Regions from separate parts of the Homo sapiens genome. Here all the other regions are linked to region 2. A link is a contact called in ENCODE Hi-C or POLR2A ChIA-PET data. All regions are on one chromosome and are shown on one strand. Each heading gives the region's core, a stretch centred on a gene start or an enhancer-like site at or near the end of the contact. The rest is flanking DNA. Distances are from core to core; before and after follow the strand shown.

Evidence for each region. Hi-C counts contacts between places; a loop is a spot of excess contacts on that map. ChIA-PET counts read pairs that join two places held with the same protein, here RNA polymerase II (POLR2A). Pooled maps may share reads with other maps.
Region 1: a pooled map shows a loop between it and region 2 (36-fold over the local background). The contact joins the promoter of UTP18 here to the promoter of ATP5MC1 in region 2. A Hi-C loop is called at or near these places in 5 of 50 pooled maps. POLR2A ChIA-PET finds 5 or more read pairs at or near these places in 2 of 52 experiments (CD4-positive, alpha-beta memory T cell and Caco-2).
Region 3: a loop to region 2 is called in a pooled map, with 20 times the contacts of the local background. The contact joins the promoter of KANSL1-AS1 here to the promoter of ATP5MC1 in region 2. A Hi-C loop is called at or near these places in 6 of 50 pooled maps. POLR2A ChIA-PET finds 5 or more read pairs at or near these places in 2 of 52 experiments (BJ and HEK293T).

The regions. Positions count from the first base shown.
Region 1 is chr17:51,258,913-51,262,007 of GRCh38, forward strand. It overlaps UTP18 (UTP18 small subunit processome component), which reads left to right and starts at 1,634. Exons shown (of 14, transcript NM_016001.3): 1 at 1,634-2,014. The coding sequence starts at 1,673. MBTD1 (mbt domain containing 1) reads right to left here and starts at 1,137. Exons shown (of 17, transcript NM_017643.3): 1 at 923-1,137; 2 at 231-294. RefSeq lists silencers at 875-1,194, 1,535-1,644, 1,995-2,184 and an enhancer at 2,655-2,704.
Region 2 is chr17:48,891,436-48,894,141 of GRCh38, forward strand. It overlaps ATP5MC1 (ATP synthase membrane subunit c locus 1), which reads left to right and starts at 1,352. Exons shown (of 5, transcript NM_005175.3): 1 at 1,352-1,475; 2 at 1,974-2,021. The coding sequence starts at 1,983. LOC105371814 (a long non-coding RNA gene) reads right to left here. Exons shown (of 4, transcript NR_135674.1): 2 at 812-1,242. RefSeq lists enhancers at 168-1,147, 785-1,244, 1,255-1,374, 1,955-2,064, 2,105-2,154.
Region 3 is chr17:46,192,146-46,194,956 of GRCh38, forward strand. It overlaps KANSL1-AS1 (KANSL1 antisense RNA 1), which reads left to right and starts at 1,428. Exons shown (of 2, transcript NR_034172.1): 1 at 1,428-1,593. KANSL1 (KAT8 regulatory NSL complex subunit 1) reads right to left here and starts at 1,284. Exons shown (of 15, transcript NM_015443.4): 1 at 678-1,284.

The sequences.
Region 1 (3,095 bases), core at 384-2,883, 2.4 Mb after region 2:
TTCTTTCTTGGCACACAAAATATAGGCCAATGAGCAGTGGGTGGGTGAGGAGGATGTGAGAGAAAATTTGAGAAGTAAAAAAAGGAGCAACTTAACCAGGACATGAATGAGACTGAAGGGTCTAATAAGGGTAGGCAGACAACAATTAGAACTACTGAAATATGGGCTTTCCTGGGCAGTAGTGAGCTCTCAGTGCTTTTAGGGGTGTAAGCAGGGTTCAGACTACCTACCACTTGTCAGAGAGGCTGCAGAGGGGACGGCTGCTTTGGATGACCTCTAATGTCTCTTCCGACTCTGAAATGTTAGGATTCTTATTTCACAAAGGAGAACGCAATGGTCACAGAAGTCCACCGACTTGAAACCCTTTTAAATATGCAGCCTTGGAGGCTGCTTCCCAAACACCACTCCCACCTCTCCCGCACGTGCCCACCCCGCCCCCTTTCAATATTTCCACCTCCACGTGCAAACCGCCTCGCGGCACTGCCCCCAAGGCAGATAGACACCTTCCCCTGCAAAGCAACGAAACTGTGCTCCCCCTCCCCGCCAAGAAGAGAGGACTACTCCACTCTCCCACCCTGGGTGGCTAAAAAAGGAAAAGTCTCGGATCCAGCCTTTCCCCCCTAGCCAGAGCAGGGGGCGGGGGCAGGACGCAGAGAAAAACTTTCTTCTCGAATTTTTCTTCCAAAGGGTGGAGGAGATGGAGAGAACCCCAACGAGTCCAAGGCTGACGGGGTGGGGGGAGGGGAACCCCTGAATCGTTTAACGGCTGGAAGGGGGAGGGGGGCTCCGGAGGTTGAGAGGGCGTGGGATGGAGAAGCAGGCCAGGGAGCGGGGTCAGGGAGCTGCGGGGTTCCTGGGGTCGGAGAGCTGCAGGCGTCCCCCCCACCTGGCACACAAAGCGGCTGCCGCGCTCGGCTCTCACCAGATCCTTTGTGTTTTCCATCAGGGCCTCATGGGTAGGGGTTGTCCGTGCTCCCCGAGCCCGCGGCGCCCCCTCCCCGGGCTGGGGGCAGGTGCCTCTCCCCGGGACTGCGGCGACTACAGGGGGCCCCCGGCTGGGCCCAGACCGGTGGCGGGTGCAGCAGCCCCCGGATTTCCCCCCTTTAACTCGGGTGGCCCCAGGATATCAACAACATTAGCATAGCCCTCCCTCCCCAGCGCGCCTGCGCCGTGACCCGCGCCCCGATTGGCCCACTTCCCTACATACCCTCCTCTCTCGCTTCCACCGTGGGACCCTCTGCAGGCTCCGTACTCCAAGGACCGTACCAAGACGAAGGGTGGAAAGCGTATTGGGGCTTGTGTCAAGTCAAGTGGTTACAGCCAAGAGGAAAAGCAGAAGTTCCATTCAGCCGTCCCAGTGTATAGTCGGGGTTTCTTGCGCTCCTTTCAATATGTTGCAGCTGCGAAATTGTGTTGGAAAAATTTTCCACTCCAGTCACGCCGCTTCCCCCTACACCCGGAAGATTGGCCCTCCCGGAGGAACTCCCACACGGGGCGGGGCTGGGTAGGGGAGCGGGAGTTACGTAGAGGGAGGGAGTGCTGGTCACGTGGCAAGAGGCTGCGCAGGCTCCTTCCGGCCCCCGGGGCTTCGGCGGCGGCGGCCCGCGAGGGGCCTGGGCGCATGCGCAGCGAGGTTCCACGTGAGCGCCTGCGTTTCTCCTCAAACCTAACGATGCCGCCGGAGCGGAGGAGACGAATGAAACTGGACCGGAGAACCGGAGCGAAGCCGAAGCGGAAGCCCGGAATGAGGCCGGACTGGAAAGCCGGAGCGGGGCCAGGCGGGCCTCCCCAAAAGCCTGCCCCTTCATCCCAGCGGAAACCGCCGGCCCGGCCGAGCGCGGCGGCCGCTGCGATTGCAGTCGCGGCGGCGGAGGAAGAGAGACGGCTCCGGCAGCGGAACCGCCTGAGGCTGGAGGAGGACAAACCGGCCGTGGAGCGGTGCTTGGAGGAGCTGGTCTTCGGCGACGTCGAGAACGACGAGGACGCGTTGCTGCGGCGTCTGCGAGGCCCGAGGGTGAGGGAGGCCGCGGCGCGCGGGCTGGGCGCACTCGGGCGGGGCGCGCGGTGGGCGGTGAAGCTCCGGGGGGCGGAGCCTGGGCGACCTGCGGCGGCGGGGAGCGCTCAGGTGGGAGGGAGCCCGAGAACGCGGGCGCGGAGGGTCGCAGCTGCGGGTCCCTCGCCTCCCTGCTCCAGACTGAAAGTGCCTGGAGGGCGGGGACCGCGTCTTTCTCCGCCCCTGGAGGCGCCGCTGCTCGGGTATCTGCTTTGCGAACTGTGGTCGTGAGCATCTTTCGCTGCTGCTCGACTCCGCTAGCCTCTTCCCAAACTGAGGGTGGTCTTTTGATCACCTGCCTCAGTTCCTTGTGATTCAGGAATTCGATTTCGTTGATGGAATCAATTCGTGGGCACGGGCCTGGGCATCTCCGTTGTAACTATGTCCCCATGTGACTATGAGACCCACCATGTTTTGAGAATGATCGTGTATTCCGTTCATTTAGCAAATATTGGTGAACCTGTTAGTTGCCAGATACCCTTTCTGGCAATGGCAAACCCTGCGTGATTGATCATACTTTTTGCACACATTTTGCTATCCCTTTAAATTCTATACCAGGCTTTTCTTGAGAGAGTCCCGGACATTGTTCTAGGCACTGGAGGAGACACAGCAATGGACAAAACTGACAAAAATCCCTGCCTTTTGGCGCTTGTGTGCTAGTGGCAGAGACAAGATAGAGGAGATAAACGAGTAAACTTCAGGTTTGTTGGTGACAAGTGCTGAAGAGAAAAAAGGACATTCGGGAAAGGGAGATGGGCGTGTGTAGAGGCCTGTGAAATTTTAGATAAAGGGGGCAGAGGAAAGCTCACCGAGAATTACCCAGGCCATGTTTATTACACAAATGCTGACCTAGTTAATGTCAGCTGCTTACCAGAGCCGCCTTCGGGTGCTTGTAGGAGAAGTGGCAGCAATCTTTTTGGGAAGTACAGAACTATTACTGGAAACATGCTGAACTGTGCGACGGTTTTGTCGTCTGGAAAAGGAACAGTGTACGGAGGTGGGAGCTGTTGGGTTTGAAGGCTATTAGACTAGTAGTAGAGCA
Region 2 (2,706 bases), core at 102-2,601:
AAAAGAATCTGCATTTCTGATTCTTCAAAATAAATTCCTAGAAGTGATATTACTGGATGAAAAGTGGATGGAGAGCTTAAAGGCTCTTAGTTACTCAAGAATTACTGGGTCAAAGAGGATGGCCCATTCACAGCCTTTGAATAAAAATAAATATTGCCAAACTGCTTTCAAGGAAGGTTTTCTAATTCATCCTCTCACCAGCAATATAGGAGAGCGTGTGGCTCACATTAATAAAAAGAACTCTGCTGTTTTGAGCAGTACTAAGCGGAGCGTTTAAACTTATATTTCTTTGATTAGGAAGGCTGACATTCGTTCCTGCAATTCATATTTCTTCCTTACTGAATTGCCTGTTCCTATCCTTTGCTCGTTTTTCTATAGGGATATTATTTCATTCTTTCAGTGTTGTTTTTACAAAATAAACAATTTTTTTGTTTGTTTTTTCCCCCGAGACGGAATCCTGCTCAGTTGCCCAGGCTGGAGTGCAGTGGCGCGATCTCGGCTCCCTGCAACCTCGGCCTCCCGGGTTCAAGCGATTCTCCTGCCTCAGCCTCCCAAGTAGCTGGGATTACAGGCACGCGCCACCACCATGCCCGGCTAATTTTTGTATTCTTAGTAGAGACGGGGTTTCACCATGCTGGTCAGGCTGATCTCGAACTCCTGACCTCAGGTGATCCGCCCGCCTCGGCCTCCCAAAGTGCTGGGATTACAGGCGTGAGCCACTGCACCCGGCCCAACAAATGTTTTAGAAAGCCATCTGGATGATAGTCCATGACTGCTGAACACCGGCTGAGGTCCACAAAACTGCGCTCACCGCTTGGGGACTTTCCAGCCGGCCTTTACTCTCCATGGAAAGCGGTCTTTCCACAAACCTCCACGGTGGGAATTACTGCAAAGGCATCGGCTCTCCCGGCCTAGAATATCTCGCGGGATCTCAGCTGTCCTTGGGCCCCCCCCCTCAGCGCAACTACCAATCCCAACATGCAACGCGCCCCGTGGCCCAAGCGCCCGAATGAAGGCTCGGGGCCAAAGTCATGTGTCTGACTGCGTCACACGTCCCGTCATCTCTCCCACGCCTTTTTCTTCAGCGTACACCTTGGTCGCCATCTTGTGCGCGAGGTTATGGAACCTCTGAGTCCCGCCAACTCTATGGTCGAGCGTTTCAGGGATCGGCCAATCGTAATCCAGATCTCGTAGGAAAGCCCCGCCTCTATCCGCATGGAGGCGGGAATTGCCACGAAGCTCCTGTGGAGGGAGAGGAAGCAGCTGCGGAAAGCCAATAAGAGTGGGGAATCGATGACGTCAACCAATGGGGACGCGGGGATATTACGGCCAATGAGAATGGAGAAGGTCCAGGACACGTGGGTGGGGGAAGCTGAGCGCTGAGACCAAGGGCTAAAGCTGGGAGGTGAGTCTGTCACCTTGAGCCGGGCGAGCGCTGTGGGCCAAGCAGGGGTTGCAGGGTAGTAGGAGTGCAGGTGACTTGGGGCCGGGAGCCAGCAATAGGCAGGGTTGTGGGCTGGGCAGTGTGGAGGGGTATTTCCCCCCAGTGCTGGGAGAGGCTATGGCAATCTAGATATGGCCTTATCAATGAATGTTAATTACCAACGGTAATGAACGATTGACTGCCTCGGCTGGGGCGGGTCGGGGACTGCTGTGTAAGATGGGCAGGATCCTGCGCGACACCTGCCCAGTATCCGCCTCCAGTCTTCCCGAGAGACCATTCCCTTTCGCAACATTTCCTTCCTGGGGCTTGGGCACATTTCCTTGACTTCCGATCTCCATGACTTTGCTTTGAAGACCCACTGCTCTGTCCCTCTGACCTCTAATGCCCTCCTCAGCTGGGGCACGGTGCAAGGAAGAGCGTGGTCTAGGGAGGACGGACGGGGGTGAAGGGGACGACCAAAGGTCGTCATTATAAGCAAACAACCAGGGTCTCAGTGGGATTATTATTACTATTTTTTCCCCCTCTGCAGACTGAAAAAATGCAGACCGCCGGGGCATTATTCATTTCTCCAGCTCTGGTAAGGTGCCGCGCCGCAGTGCTCTGTAGTACCAGGTGTATGGTGTGGACGCCATCAGTGTTTAATGAATGAACCCAGGGGAGCTTGGCGTCCTGATGATGTAGGCTCTTTGAGGTGGCTGTAGGATGTGATGAAGGTAACCCCTGTTTATCTGGGCCTGTGAACCAAGCTATCTTGGCTTTGGAATGTGGTCAGAGAGTCTGGATTTGATTTTTATCCCCAGTCTGTCCTGGCCATAGAGACAGCCCACTAAAACAGTGGTTTTCAACAGTGGCTGCACGTTAGAATCATCCAGGGAACTTTTTAAAATCCTGATGCCTAGGCTGCACCTTAGACCATTTGCATCAGACTTTGGGAATGGGGGTGGAACCCAGGCATCTGTATCTTTTAAGACTTCTCCAGATGATTCCACCGTGCAGCCAAGTTTGAGAACCACTGCACTAAAAATTATTTCAAAAAAGCCATGTTACAGATGGCTCTCCTTGGATGGCTATTCCAGTCGGTTTCCGGGGCTGACTGGCCCACTCCATTTAGGGTGTGTAGCTGTGAGTGTATTTTAGCAGAATAAAATTTCCCCCATCTGATTACTTGGTGATCTGGGTATAAACCTTTCCTGTACCTGCTTTGGTATTAGTGTGGGTTCTTGTTCCATTCTGAGAAGCTGATTAAAGCTGTGCCCAAAGAA
Region 3 (2,811 bases), core at 178-2,677, 2.7 Mb before region 2:
AACGAGGATTTTTAAGTAAGACACGGGAGTAGCGCTGTTTATCGTATGGAAAACAAACTATTTGCTAAGAATCAAAAGACCGTCAGCCGGAAAACAGGCCCCCAAAAAGGCAGTTAAGATTCCAACTCACTTAAAAGCAAATAAATCCCTCTTCCTCTTTAGTTTAAAAAAAAAAAAAGTCCGCCTGAGGGAGACTACATCTGAAAACGTAAGTGACCTGAATTTACAGGCAACAAAAATAATAAATGAAACAATCAGAGTTGTGATACAAACCGTGCAACGCGCCAAGATGTGTGTTTCGAGCAGAGAAAGGCCTTTTGCAGTCAAGAGAAGTTCAAGGCGAGAGCCAGAGTTTGTTTGGGGGGTTCTTTTACGGGAATAAATCATGTTCTTCAGGCCGCCTTTTTAAATAGAACGCCAAAGGAAAAGCTGGCGAACGAGGCGGCAGCTCCTGGGGAAGGGCCCCCGCACACCCCCGCCCTTGGGGCGACTCCCAGCCCGGACCCGCAGCAGGGAAGCCCGGAGAGGCCATTTAAAGTTCCGGGGGATTTTTCTACCCTGCCCTGCCTTTCTAGTTACAACTAACAAAGAGAGAGAGAAATGGGAGCCACAGGGAGAGCGAGGAGAAGGAGAAAGGGCAGCAGGAGGAGGAGGAGAGGAGCAGCAGCAGCACCTACCACGTGATGGAGGAGCGTAGCCCGGGCGGATTCAGCCCCACAAAATGGGCGCAGTTTGCAAACAGCCCCCCGGCCTGGGCGCCGAGGGCCAGCGGCGGGCGGGGGCGCGCGACGGCGGCTCCGGCCCGGGCCCGCCGCTCTCCTCCCCCCGACGCCCGGAGCCGCCCTGACTTTCCGGGCGGGGGGGCGAGGCAGAGGGGGAGGGGAAGGCGGCGGCGGGGAGCGGCTGCTTTTTCTTCTCTTTCGGGCCCTTTCCCGGCCTTGCTCCGCACCGACGGGGCCCGAGCACGGCTGGAGACCGCAGCCCGGCCGGGAGGGCGGGCGGGCGGGGGCAGAGAGTGAAACCGCCCCCCCGCCCCGCACAAACAAGCACCGCCGTCTGCAGCCCGAACCCGCACCCAGGCCGCCACCCCCGGCCGCCTCTTTCCAGCCGGGGAGCGCGCTTCAGCCGCCCCCCGCGCCGCCGCGGCGAGACGAGTCGGCTTCGCTACGGTGCTCGGTTCTCCCGCCGGCTCGGCGAGCGGTGGCGGCGGTGGCGGCGGCACTGGGAAAATGGCGGCCGAGCTCCTTTTCCCTCCCCCCCTTTAATCTGAAGCGGAGGGAGAATGGAGCGAGCGAGCAAGCGGGCGAGCGCCGGGGACACGGGGAGGAGGGACAGCAGCGCCTCCGCCGGCTGCGGCTGCGGCGGCGAAGGGCCGCTCCACCCCGGCGCGCCGCCAGGGGGCGCCCGCCGCGCCGCCCCCGCGGGCCGCCAGGAGGCGCGGCCGCCGCCGCCTCAGTCATGGCTCCTCGCCGTGGCCGATGTTTTTGTACCTCCATCTGCGGAGGCCGCGGCGCCCGGCCCCAGCTGCCCCGGACGTGCGGCGACGGCACGCAGCACTGCGGCAGGGGGAAGCCAGCCCTCGCTGCGGCCGAGGTGAGTCTAACCTGAGGCACTGACGCCGTCACATGCCCTCCGTGCTGGGGCCGGCGGTGCGGCTCGCCAGTTGAGGGGCAGGGCGGGCCGGCGCCGCGGAGCGAGAGGACGTGAGCGAGGAACTGTTTGCACTGTGTAGTAAAGAGGGTAAGGCCGTCGGCACCACACTATTCCAAGGCTAACCCTGCAGAAAGCTCCCTGACCAGTGAAGCGGCTTCCGCCGCCCGCCCTTTGTCCCTAGCAGCCAGCCTCCGTATACTGCAGCACGGCTGGGCACTAGCCCCAGCACCGCGCTCCGCAGCCACCAGAGTTGGGCGGGGTGGGGAGGGTGCACGTAGTCACTGCGCAGGCCCCAGCCAGGGCCCGCGCCGGGCCAGCCCGGGAAGGGACAGCCGGGAGCCAGAGGGGAAGTGATGGCCCCGCCGGCGCCGGGCCCGCTGGGAACTGTAGTTTTCGTGAAGAAACACGCGTCTTGTTTTGGGTGTCATGGCTTGGCAGATCCGCCAAAACAGGCAAATGGCATTACACAATGAGTATTTATGCTTCCTGCCGCCACCAAAAGGAAGTTCACTGCCATGCTAAAAGTTTAACAAAGAACTCCATAAAGAAACACAAGTCTCACAACAAAAAGCCAACTTCCCACCTCGTTACCAGAGTTGGTTTAAAGTGGTGGCACCTTATCATTTCTCATGACCAGTTTATCAGTACAGAACTTTATATTGTCCCCAAAATAGGACCTTTAAAATAATGGAACCTTTCCTAGACTTAAAGAATTCATAAACATAATGTAATACAAAGTGTCACACAAAGTGTAATTCTACCACCCTTTAAAGTTGCCAAAAGATGAGTGGAGTATCTTGAGATTTAAAAGACTAATCTAGGATTCATCAAAACTGGCTTAAATGACTGAAGAAAAAATCGTTCAAATCATTAAATCATCAAATTCGGCAGATAAGAAGGGTATGTATGCTCTACTACCAAAAAGGAAGACGCAAAATGCTTCACACTTTTTTGTGGCTTACCAGAACCAATATCCGGCATTATACGTCACTTCTGCTTATCAAAAAACACCCTCACAGTCGTTACAGAACGGTTTTAGTCTTCCCACAAAGTTACACTAACTCACCTGCCCCTGCAACATCTGCACCTAGGTTTCTGCGAATTTCCATTTGTACTCCTAAAATCACACTCTCAAGCATAGTCATAGTTCTCAAATAC